Linked DNA regions of Homo sapiens: region 1 is linked to region 2. Evidence: read pairs that join two places in POLR2A ChIA-PET (ENCODE). Cell type or tissue: A673. All regions are shown on one strand.

Region 1 (5,000 bases), 280 kb after region 2:
GATGACTTTGAGGAGTTTAAGACTTCAGTGGAGGAAGTAACTGCAGATGTGGTGGAAATAGCAAGAGATATAGAATTAGAAGTGGAGCCTGAAGACCTGACTAAATTGCTGCAATCTCATGATAAAACTTTAATGGATGACGAGTTGCTTTTTATGAATGACCAAAGAAAGTGGTTTCTTGAGATGGAATCTACTCCTGGTAAAGATTATGTAAACATTGTCAAAGTGACAACAAAGGATTTAGCATGTTACAACAACTTAGTTCGTAAAGTAGCAGCAGGTTTTGTGAGAATTGACTCCAATTTTGAAAAAAGTCCTACTGTGGATAAAATGTCAACAAACAGCATCACATGCTACAGAGAAATCTCTTATGAAAAGACCAATGAATAGAGGCAGCAAACTTCATTGTCTTATTTTAAGAAATTGCCACAGTCACCCCAGCTTTCATCAATCACCACCCAGATCAGTCAGCAGCTATCAACATCGAGGCAACTCTCTCCATAAGGAAAAATTACAATTCATTGAAAGTTCAGATGATCATTAACAATAAAGCATTTTTTAGTTAAAATATGTATATTGTTTTTGTAGACATAATGCTAATGCACACTTAATAGATTACAATATTATGAAAACAACTTTTATATTCACTGAGAAACCAAAAAAAAAAAAATAGTGTGACTAGCTTTATTTCAATATTTGCTTTATTGTGGGTGGTATGGAACCAAATCCACAATATCTCCAAGGTATGCCCGTAATAGTATATTGTATTCAGAATTTTTGATTAATGAATAGATTGCAGCTGCTCTTGCCATGGGATAGGGAAATGGGTAATTATGGGAGATGATGTATATGTGAATTTGTTTTACTATAGTAACTATTTTATTATATATTACATATTTATTATGTGTATATTATAAGATCATGTTGTATACCTTAAATATACACTAAATATACACAATAAAATGTATTTTTTAAAGTTGTATCATTAACTCTTTTATGAGTAGCACATAAGGGACTTAATAATAAATGTGATATCAGTGCCTGGCGTAAAATAAGTGTTCAATGCATCTTTACCAGATAATACTGTAGGAAAGCATATGGAGACTAAGAAAGTTCAATTCCTTCATTAAAAGAATGTGTTGACCATCTACTATGAGCCATTGTTTAGATAATATACAAAATACATGGGCAGGCCTGGTGGCTCATGCCTGTAATCGCAGCACTTTGGGAGGCTGAGGAGGGCAGATCACTTGAGCCCAGGAGTTCAAGACCAGTCTGGGCAACATGGCGAAACTCTGTCTCTACAAATACAAAAGATTAGCATGGCATGGTAGCACAAGCCTGTAGTCCCAGTTACCCAGGAGGCTGAGGTGGGAGGATCACTTGATCCCAGTGGTCGAGGCTGCAGTGAGCCATGATCACACCACTGCACTCCAGATTCGGCAACAGAGCAAGACCCTGTCTCAAGCAAACAAATTTAGATCCTAACCCATTAAGAGTTCTCAATAAAGTAAAGAAATTTAGAATAGAGTTATATGTTTATTTTATCACACCACACATTTAATTTCTGAAAATATCTAGGAATGACTAGAACTATGATTTATTTAAGAAAATAATATCCCATTTGACTGTGTCCTGCTATATATGGGACTTAGTCTTCTCCTAAAGGTGGAAATGATAGAAAAAGCAGTTTATTTGCTGTGCCTTTTACTAGCCTTGAGGGCTTTGTCTTCATTCATAAGCACCCATGTTTTAAGGAACAGAGCCAGATAGAATTGGAAATTGCACACACATAGGTAGACTTTCAGTGTATTAAGGAATGATTTTCACTTGATCATTGTTTCCAATAAAATAGAAACTGAAGTAGTCCCCTAGAGCATTGTTTGGGGAATGGTGATTTTGTTCTATTGCTTTTATTGACTTGACTCTATGTGTTTTTTTTTTTTTTTTTCCAGAACATCGTTGCCTTTAAATTGTTTAAAATAAGTTAAAACCATAGTGATTAGCTATTTGATGGAATTGGGAAAACAAGTGGAGGCACATCAGAGCATTAATAATGAAAGGGCATTTTAAGGATATACAAAGAGCACAGATGTTCTACAGAGTAACATCAAGTTTTCTCATCTATTAGGGGTTCATATGTGAAGTTGATAGAGATTGATTATATCTCTCTCACATCCTTACCTGTATTAATCTACTTCACTTTAGGGTAGTCTGAAAACTGCTTACAGACAGTATTTGGCAGGGAACACCCCTTTCAGAGGTAGCTCAATATATTTAAACATTTGATGTTAGCAGCCTGCTAAAGTGAGTTGAAACACAGCCCAGAGTCTGGAGAGGATAAGTATAGGTGAGTGGTTAAGAAGACCGGTTCTAGTAACACATTTCCTGGTTTTAATCATGGCTTTATTACTTAACTATTATAATAACTCTGGGCCTGTTTCTGTATCTGTGCAGTGGAGTTACAAGTAATGTTAATCTTGTTGGGTTGTAATGAGAGTAAAATAACATAGTACAAGAAAAATGCCTACAAGAAGCAGTGCCTGGCAAATAATCTGATAAATGTTATTTATTATTATAGTTCAAGGGCCTCACAAATACATTTCTTGGTGACTAGGTGACACTCTGTGTATCCTGCTTTTTAATAGGTATTTGTATGAAAGAAGAATTATTTCTACATAGGATATGGGAAAAACCAAAAAATCACAAGTGCCTATTAACAAGAACTTGCATTAGAGTACAGACAGACTCTGGGGCCAAGGCTAATGTCCAGCTTTCTCTCTTTTTGTTTTTTTTTTTTTTTTGTCTCTAATAACAATACAAAGAACTCTTTATTTCCCCTATGAACAAAATAGTAGGCTTAGCTAAACCAAGTCCAAAGCTTTTGGAAGAGAAAGACTAGGGGTAGGAGGCCTATGAGTAGTTATGTTGTATAATGCCAGAGAACTCATGCAAGTATAGACTGTTGAGGTCTCAGAGCCCTCAGTAATGGTGCTGTCATCTAGACTTTAGTTAACTTCAGGGGCATTTGCAGAACAAGGCCCTTATTACATTGACTGACAGCCTCATCTCTCCAGTCCCCAAATTTGGAACATACTGGGGCAATTGTAGATTCTTCACTCTCTTGGAGGAAGCTATTAATGGACACCCAGTAAATCATCTTCATTCTAGAAAGGCATGAACACTCTACCCTGTTTTGATGGCTATCTGAAGCATGATTTGGGTTTCATCACATCCACCTTACCAAAATAGATATTTTGGGGAGAAAGAACTACATATTTTAAAATATGGAAGTGTGAAAAGTACACTGGTTTTCTATAAATATATGTCAATGGCTTTAGCTTATTGCTCCCATTGTCCTCAAACTGCAACATAAGTGACACATGTTGACTGTGTCTTTAATTAAAGTGGGATATATAACTGATATAATGGTAAAAGCCTCAGTTGATGGCCCAATTCTGTGTGCTTGAGACTTGACTTCACTACTTATCAATTTTGTCAACTTGGACAATTTGTTGGTTTCTGTAAGCCTCAGGGGTTGAACCTACTGGTCTAATAGCGAGACATTGATTGTATCTATTTATTGGGTCGTTGGAAGGATTCAATGTGGTGATATATTCAAAGTGTTCAGCATAGTACGTGGTTATGCATAAATGCTCAAAGACTTTGGCTATTAATTTCCAGGCTGTGAGTAGCAAATTAAATAGCATTTATAAAGCTGCTTTTACAAGTGGAAATAAAGCACAAAGATATAAATTCCTGTAAGATGTTTTGCTTATACTGTTGAAAAATAGGTTCTACCAGAAAAAATTAAGATATCTGAAAATTTCTCTTAAAATGAGATTCTTAGAAACTGAAGAATATCCAAAAATATCTAGGAATGACTAGAACTATTTATGTTCATGTTCACCTTATTTTTATTTTTAATCGATATATAATACTTGTACATATTTTAGTGGTACATATGATATTTTGATACCTGTATACAGTGTGTAATCAACAAATCAGGGTAATTGGGAAATCTATAACCTTAAACATTTACCTTTTTTTTGTATTAGAGCATTATAATTCTTCTCTTCTAGCTATTTGAAATACACAATAAATTATTGCTAACTCTGATTTCCTTACTGCACTATCAAATATTAGAATGTATTTTTTAACTGGAAATTCAAATTTATTTCCTTCCATTCAACTGTTGCTGAATATATTTTAGTAAATATTAAACTATGGGAAATTCTTTAGTCATTGTTAATTTGAACAGTGCTTTCCAAATTTGGATTATTATCCAAATTGTCCAGTGGCTTTTCATACAGATTCCTGGAATCTATCCTAAGAAATTATGAAATGTGAATCGATAAGTTACAGAAATGTTTTGAAAAACTTTCAGAATTGATTCCAATGACTTGTGAGATTTTTGTAAAAAACTAAATTCCATCATATGTTTCAGGTCAGGGCTGAAGTCTACACATTTTTTTGCTTTACACTCATGAAGTCAAATATAGTTTTTTTGTGTAAAATCTCTCTGACTTGTAATTTTTTTTTCTTTGGCCTGCATCTATCCTAGTCTAAATCATGATCTTAGTCTAAATCAGTACCTAACCTATCACTGATGTAGCTTCATAGCTGTCACTCTACCTCTAGTATCTCTGTACTCAAAGTCATCCTTCCCTTAGGACCTGGCAATTCCATTGTCATTTTCTTTAATAAGTAGTGAAAATGTATTTTGTAGCAAAGAAAGGTAAGATGCAGTCAGGGGTTAAATATGAGGTAGGTGACCACTATGGATCAAATAGTGTTCCCCCAAATTTTTATGCTGAAACCCTAACCTCAAATATGACTGTATTTAAGCTTTTAGGAGGTAATTAAGGTTAATGAGGTCATAAGGATAGGGTCTTAATCTGATAGAATTGGTGGCCTTGTAAGAAGAAGAGAGCAATATCTATCTCTCCAGCCACCTACATGCACTGATCAAAGGCCACATGAAGACACAGCAAAAAGTT
Region 2 (5,000 bases):
TACCATACAGTGTTATTAACTATAGTCACCATGCTATCCATTAGTACTCACAACAATTCGTCTTACAACAAAAAGTTATTACCCTTTTTACAAAGTTTTAGTCTGATCGGATGGTGACTACAGTTAATAGTAATGTATCATATACCTGAAACATGCTGAGCAAGTAGATCTTAAATGTTCTCCACACAAACAATTAAGTACGTGAAGTGATGCATATGCTAATTAGGTTGATTTAAACACTTCACAACACATATATCAAAAAATTACATTGTTCATACATATATATGATTTATATTTGTCAATTATACCTTAACAAAACTGAACAATAATTTTAAAAATTTCGTACCCTATGAACAATATCTCTCCACTTCCTCCACCCTTCAGCCCCTGACAACCACTGTTCTACTCTCTGCTTCTATGAGTTTTACTTTTTTAGATTCCATACATAAGCGAGATTATATAGTATTTTTCTTTCTCTGTCTGGTTTATTTCGCTTAGCATAATATCCTCCAGGTTTATCCATGATGTAACAAATGGCAGAATGTCCTTATTTTTATGGCTGATAAATATTCCATGATACATGTGGCATCCATTAATGGACACTTCGATTATGTGTAGCCGTTGACTATTCTGAATAATGATGCAATCAACATGTGGTGCAGATATCTCTTCTATATACTGATTTCAAGTTATCAAGATATAGCCCCAGAAGTATATATTGCTGGAAAATATAATCATTCTATTTTTAATTTTTTGAGGAACCTCTATACTATTTTCCATAATGGCTGTGCCAACTTACATTCCCACTAATGGTGTACAAGGGTTTCCTTTCTCCATACCCTGGCCAACACTTGTTATCTCTTGTCTTTTTGATAATAGCCATCCTAACAAGAGTGAGGCAATATCTCACTATGGTTTTGATTTGAATTTCCTTGATGATTTGCGATGTTGAACACCTTTTTCATATACCTGTTGGTCATTTGTATGTTTTCTTTAGAAAAATGTCTATTAAGGTTTTTTGTTCATTTTTAAATCGGGTTTATTTGTATTTTTATATTGTCATATATATTGAGTTATTTGGATTCCTTATATATTTCCATATACCTTGTCAGATACATGGTTTGCAAATATTTTTCCCACTCTGTAGGTTGCCTTTTCATTTTGTTGATTTCTTTTTCTTTTTTGTTGAGATAGGGCCTTGCTCTGTCACCCAGGCTGCAGTGCACTGGCATGAATACAGCTCACTGCAGCCTGAACCTCCCAGGCTCAAGCAATCCTCCCACCTCAGCCTCACAAGTAACTGTGACTACAGGCATGCATCACCATGCCCAGCTAATTAAAAAAAATGCAGAGATGGGGTCTCACTATGTTGGTGAGGCTGGTCTCAAACTACTGGGCTCAAGGCATCTTCCTGCCTCAGCCTCCCAAAGTGCTGGAATTACAGGCATTTGACATCATGTCCAGATGATTGTTTTCTTTTCTATGCAGAAGATTTTTTTTTTTTTAATTTGATGTAGTCCCACTTGTTTATTTTTGCTTTTATTGTCTATGCTTTTGGTGTCATATCCAAAAAGTGATTGCCAAGACCAATATCATGGAGTTTTCCCCTATTTTCTTCTAGGAATTTTATGGCTTCTGGTCTTACATTTAAATCTTTAATCTATGTCGAGTTAGTTTTTTAATATGGTATATAAGAAGTGTGCAATTTCATTCTTTTACACATGGATATCCAGTTTTCCCATCGCCCTTTATTGAAGAGACTATCTTTTCCCCATTGTGTATTCTTGGCAGTCTTGTCAAAGTGTAATTAATCATATATGAATGGGTTCATTTCTGGGCTCTCTATTCCTGTCCATGAATATATGTGTCTGTTTGTGCCAGTACCGTGATGTTTTGATTACAATAGCTTTGTAATATATTTTAAAATCGGGGACTGTGATGCCTCCAGCTTTTTTGTTCTTTCTTAAGAATTGCTTTGGTTATTTGGGCTATGTAATGGTTCCATCCAAATTTAGATTGTTTTTTCTATTTCTGTGAAAAATGTCACTGGAATTTTGATAAGGATTGCATTAAGCATATAGACCTCTTTGGGTAGTATGAACATTGTAACAATATTAATTCTTCCAGTCCAATCCACAGAATAGTTTTTCATTTATTTATGTCTTCAATTTCTTTATTCAATATCTTACAGATTTCAGATAGTTTGTTGTTAGTGTATAGAAAACAACTGATTTTTATATGTTGATTTTGTATCCTGAAATGTTATTGAATTCCTTTCTTAGTTCCAACAGTTTTTTGGTGATCTTTAGGGTTTTCTATATGTAATATCATGGCATCTGCAAACAATTTAACTTCTTTTTTATGACTTTAATGTCTTTGATTTCTGTGCCTTTTATCCCGTGTAAGGTCAATGCTCATTATTTACTTATATGATCACATTTCTAAGTAGACATTGTAATTATTCCCACTTTAATTATAATGAAACTGAATATTAGAGCGATCAAGTGACTTGGCCCAGATGCTTCATTAATTAAATGGTAAAGCCAGATTTAAATTCAGATCTTTCTTTCTCCAAAGCTCACGCTGTTCACTAGCAAACTATACTGTCATCTTTTAACTTAAAATATAGAATCTCATTAAAATGCATATTACCCTGGAGATTAAGAAGTTGGAAAGGAAGTGATAAGGGGATCCTAACAAAGGGAGTTTTTCCCTTACTGTAATCTCCTAGGGCTGCTGTAACCAAGTACTGCTAAATATATGGTTTAAAAGGACAGAAATGTATTCTCTCACAGTTCTGGAGGCTAGAAACCTGAAACAAAGGTGTCAGCAGGCTCCTGCTCCCTCTAAGGACTCTATTTAAGAATGTTTTTGTGTCTTTTCCAGCTTCTGGCGATTACTGGCAGTTCTTGCTGTTCTTTGAACTGTAGCTTTATCATCCTAATATCTAATTCAGTTGTTATGTGGCCTTCTTTCCTCTGAGTCTTTGTGTCTCTGTGTCTTCACATGGCCTTCCATAAAGGTGTCAGTCATTGGATATAGGGCTCACTGTACCTAGTATGATACTATCTTAACTACTTATGTCTGTAAAGGCCCTATTTCTAAATACGGTCACATTTATCGGTACTGGGGTTTAGGACTTCAGTTTATCTTTACGGAGGACACAAGTTAACCCACAGCACTACCTTCCCATTTTCTTCTTTAGCTATGATTCCTTCAAAAGTTATGTTTGGGTTAGCTGGTGATTATTATATTTCTTGTAGGATGTAAAAAGACCATTAAAACTGTCTTTCCACTCAATCCAAAGGATTTTTAAATAAATTAGTGGGCAGAACAAAATCTTCCATTGCCTTATATTTCCCCAGGCCTATCTTTTGAGCAAATATATGAGCTGTTCATTAAAAGAGCTGCATATCGGAGAGATGCTCATTGTGTGCAACTGCACTCTACTACTAGAGAAGGAAAGGAAATAAGTAAGACCACCTAAAGCTACACAGAATATTCAGGGGGTGATATAGTGTTATCTTTCCTAACGTAGTGCACATTGCTATTTGTTGATTGTTAAATAAACAAGGATCATTCTTCCCTTGGAAGGTCTCAGTATGGTTTGAGGAACCCTGGGAAATATCATGCCATCTCACTATTTCATTCGTACTTTTCTATTCTTTATTTATAAACTGCCTTGTTCCAACAATGATTTAAAATAACAAGCTATAATAAATGTAAACTAAAGAAAATAAAAGGATGTAGATGATAATATTTTAGAGTCTGGTTCCTCCAAAACAAATGTTGTACTCTCCACTTGATCATTTTGGTGTCCCATAAATTAGTTAAAATTTGGGTATATTAAAAATATAGTGAAATGCTATAACTAGAATATTGTGTCGCTAGTTGAATCCTGGAACAAATAGCTGTACTTTAAAGGGAAGTGATATATTTGAAAAGGATTGGTGAGTTGTTTTTATCTAATCTTTCTGGGTGCTAGATGCTTGGCTGCTTGCAGTGAAACGTGGTCCTCAAAAAGTGAGGGACCTATGGCCTTTTGGTCATTTCTCCAGGGCAACCTGAGGCAAGAGAGCAAGCATGTATCAGGTCATACAACTGCCATCTATTTGCTGAACCCTGATCACAGAAACACTGTGCCACTTGTGATTCAAGTCAAGATCCACTTTCCTTGGTGACCAAGAAGCAGAAAGACGTTAACTAATTTTCCTTTTTCAGTGTCAGTATTTGCCATACCTGCTCTAGAATGGTGAAAATCCATTGGTTGAGAATGCTTCTCTTTCTTCCCACTTGATTTAGGAAAAATAAGAGGGTCCACTAAATCGTGTTTGTTTGTTTGTTTCCTTTTCCCTATGATTTTTTTTAAAAAATGGTTGAATTGTTTAAGTTGCCTTCATTAAGAGAAAAATGGTTCTTGGAAAAGCATTTATCATCAGTCATTATGTTGGGACAATAGGCATAAACTAGGATTTTCCCAGGCACCCCAGAACATGTGGCTATGCTGTATGTAAGTATCATCAGTGTATATTTATAGCATTGCAGCAAACTCTGATTCCGTAAAAGCAATTCTATGGTGAGCAGGTAGGAGGGATAGATTGGACAAGTTTGTTTCTCAGATGGTCTGACTCAATGGAAGGATAGATTTTAGAGAACCCAGTGTCATCAAGAGGTAGCATATTCTCCAAGCAGTCCTCCACTAGTACTTTCTTTCTGATGAATTTTGAAACCTGAGCTCCTGGGAATCTGAGATTACCTTTCTTGAGAATTTCTTGGATTGAGGGTTTTCCAGATTCACAGTCAAATGCAGCATCTTAGCCTTTAATAATCAAATATAACCGAGTATAAATTGACCTTTTCTTTAAAGAAATGTATGGATACCAACACACACTGAAATAGGAGGCCTTGCTTCATATGCTCTGATGTGAGCAACATTTGCTTCTACTTTGCAAGCAATGAATGCTTTGGCTTATTGGCAGCTAGTCTCTCTCTACCTTTTC

The links. Peaks named below come from ENCODE experiments on the same cell type or tissue, not always from the same donor. Only the 100,000 strongest peaks of a DNase experiment are listed, where the experiment ranks them.
Region 1: POLR2A ChIA-PET joins it to region 2 with 6 read pairs; 2 of 35 experiments call an interaction of 5 or more read pairs at or near these places.

Annotation. Positions count from the first base shown.
Region 1 is chr10:105,866,487-105,871,486 of GRCh38, reverse strand. No RefSeq gene overlaps it. Among named protein-coding and RNA genes, the nearest start is that of LINC02627, 49 kb to the right of the region's middle. In A673, no CTCF peak of the experiment used is centred here; no DNase peak of the experiment used is centred here.
Region 2 is chr10:106,148,016-106,153,015 of GRCh38, reverse strand. All of the region lies in intron 1 of LINC02624 (long intergenic non-protein coding RNA 2624), which reads right to left. Among named protein-coding and RNA genes, the nearest start is that of LINC02624, 10 kb to the right of the region's middle. In A673, no CTCF peak of the experiment used is centred here; a DNase peak (open chromatin) is centred at 2,665; H3K27ac peaks cover 1,073 bases.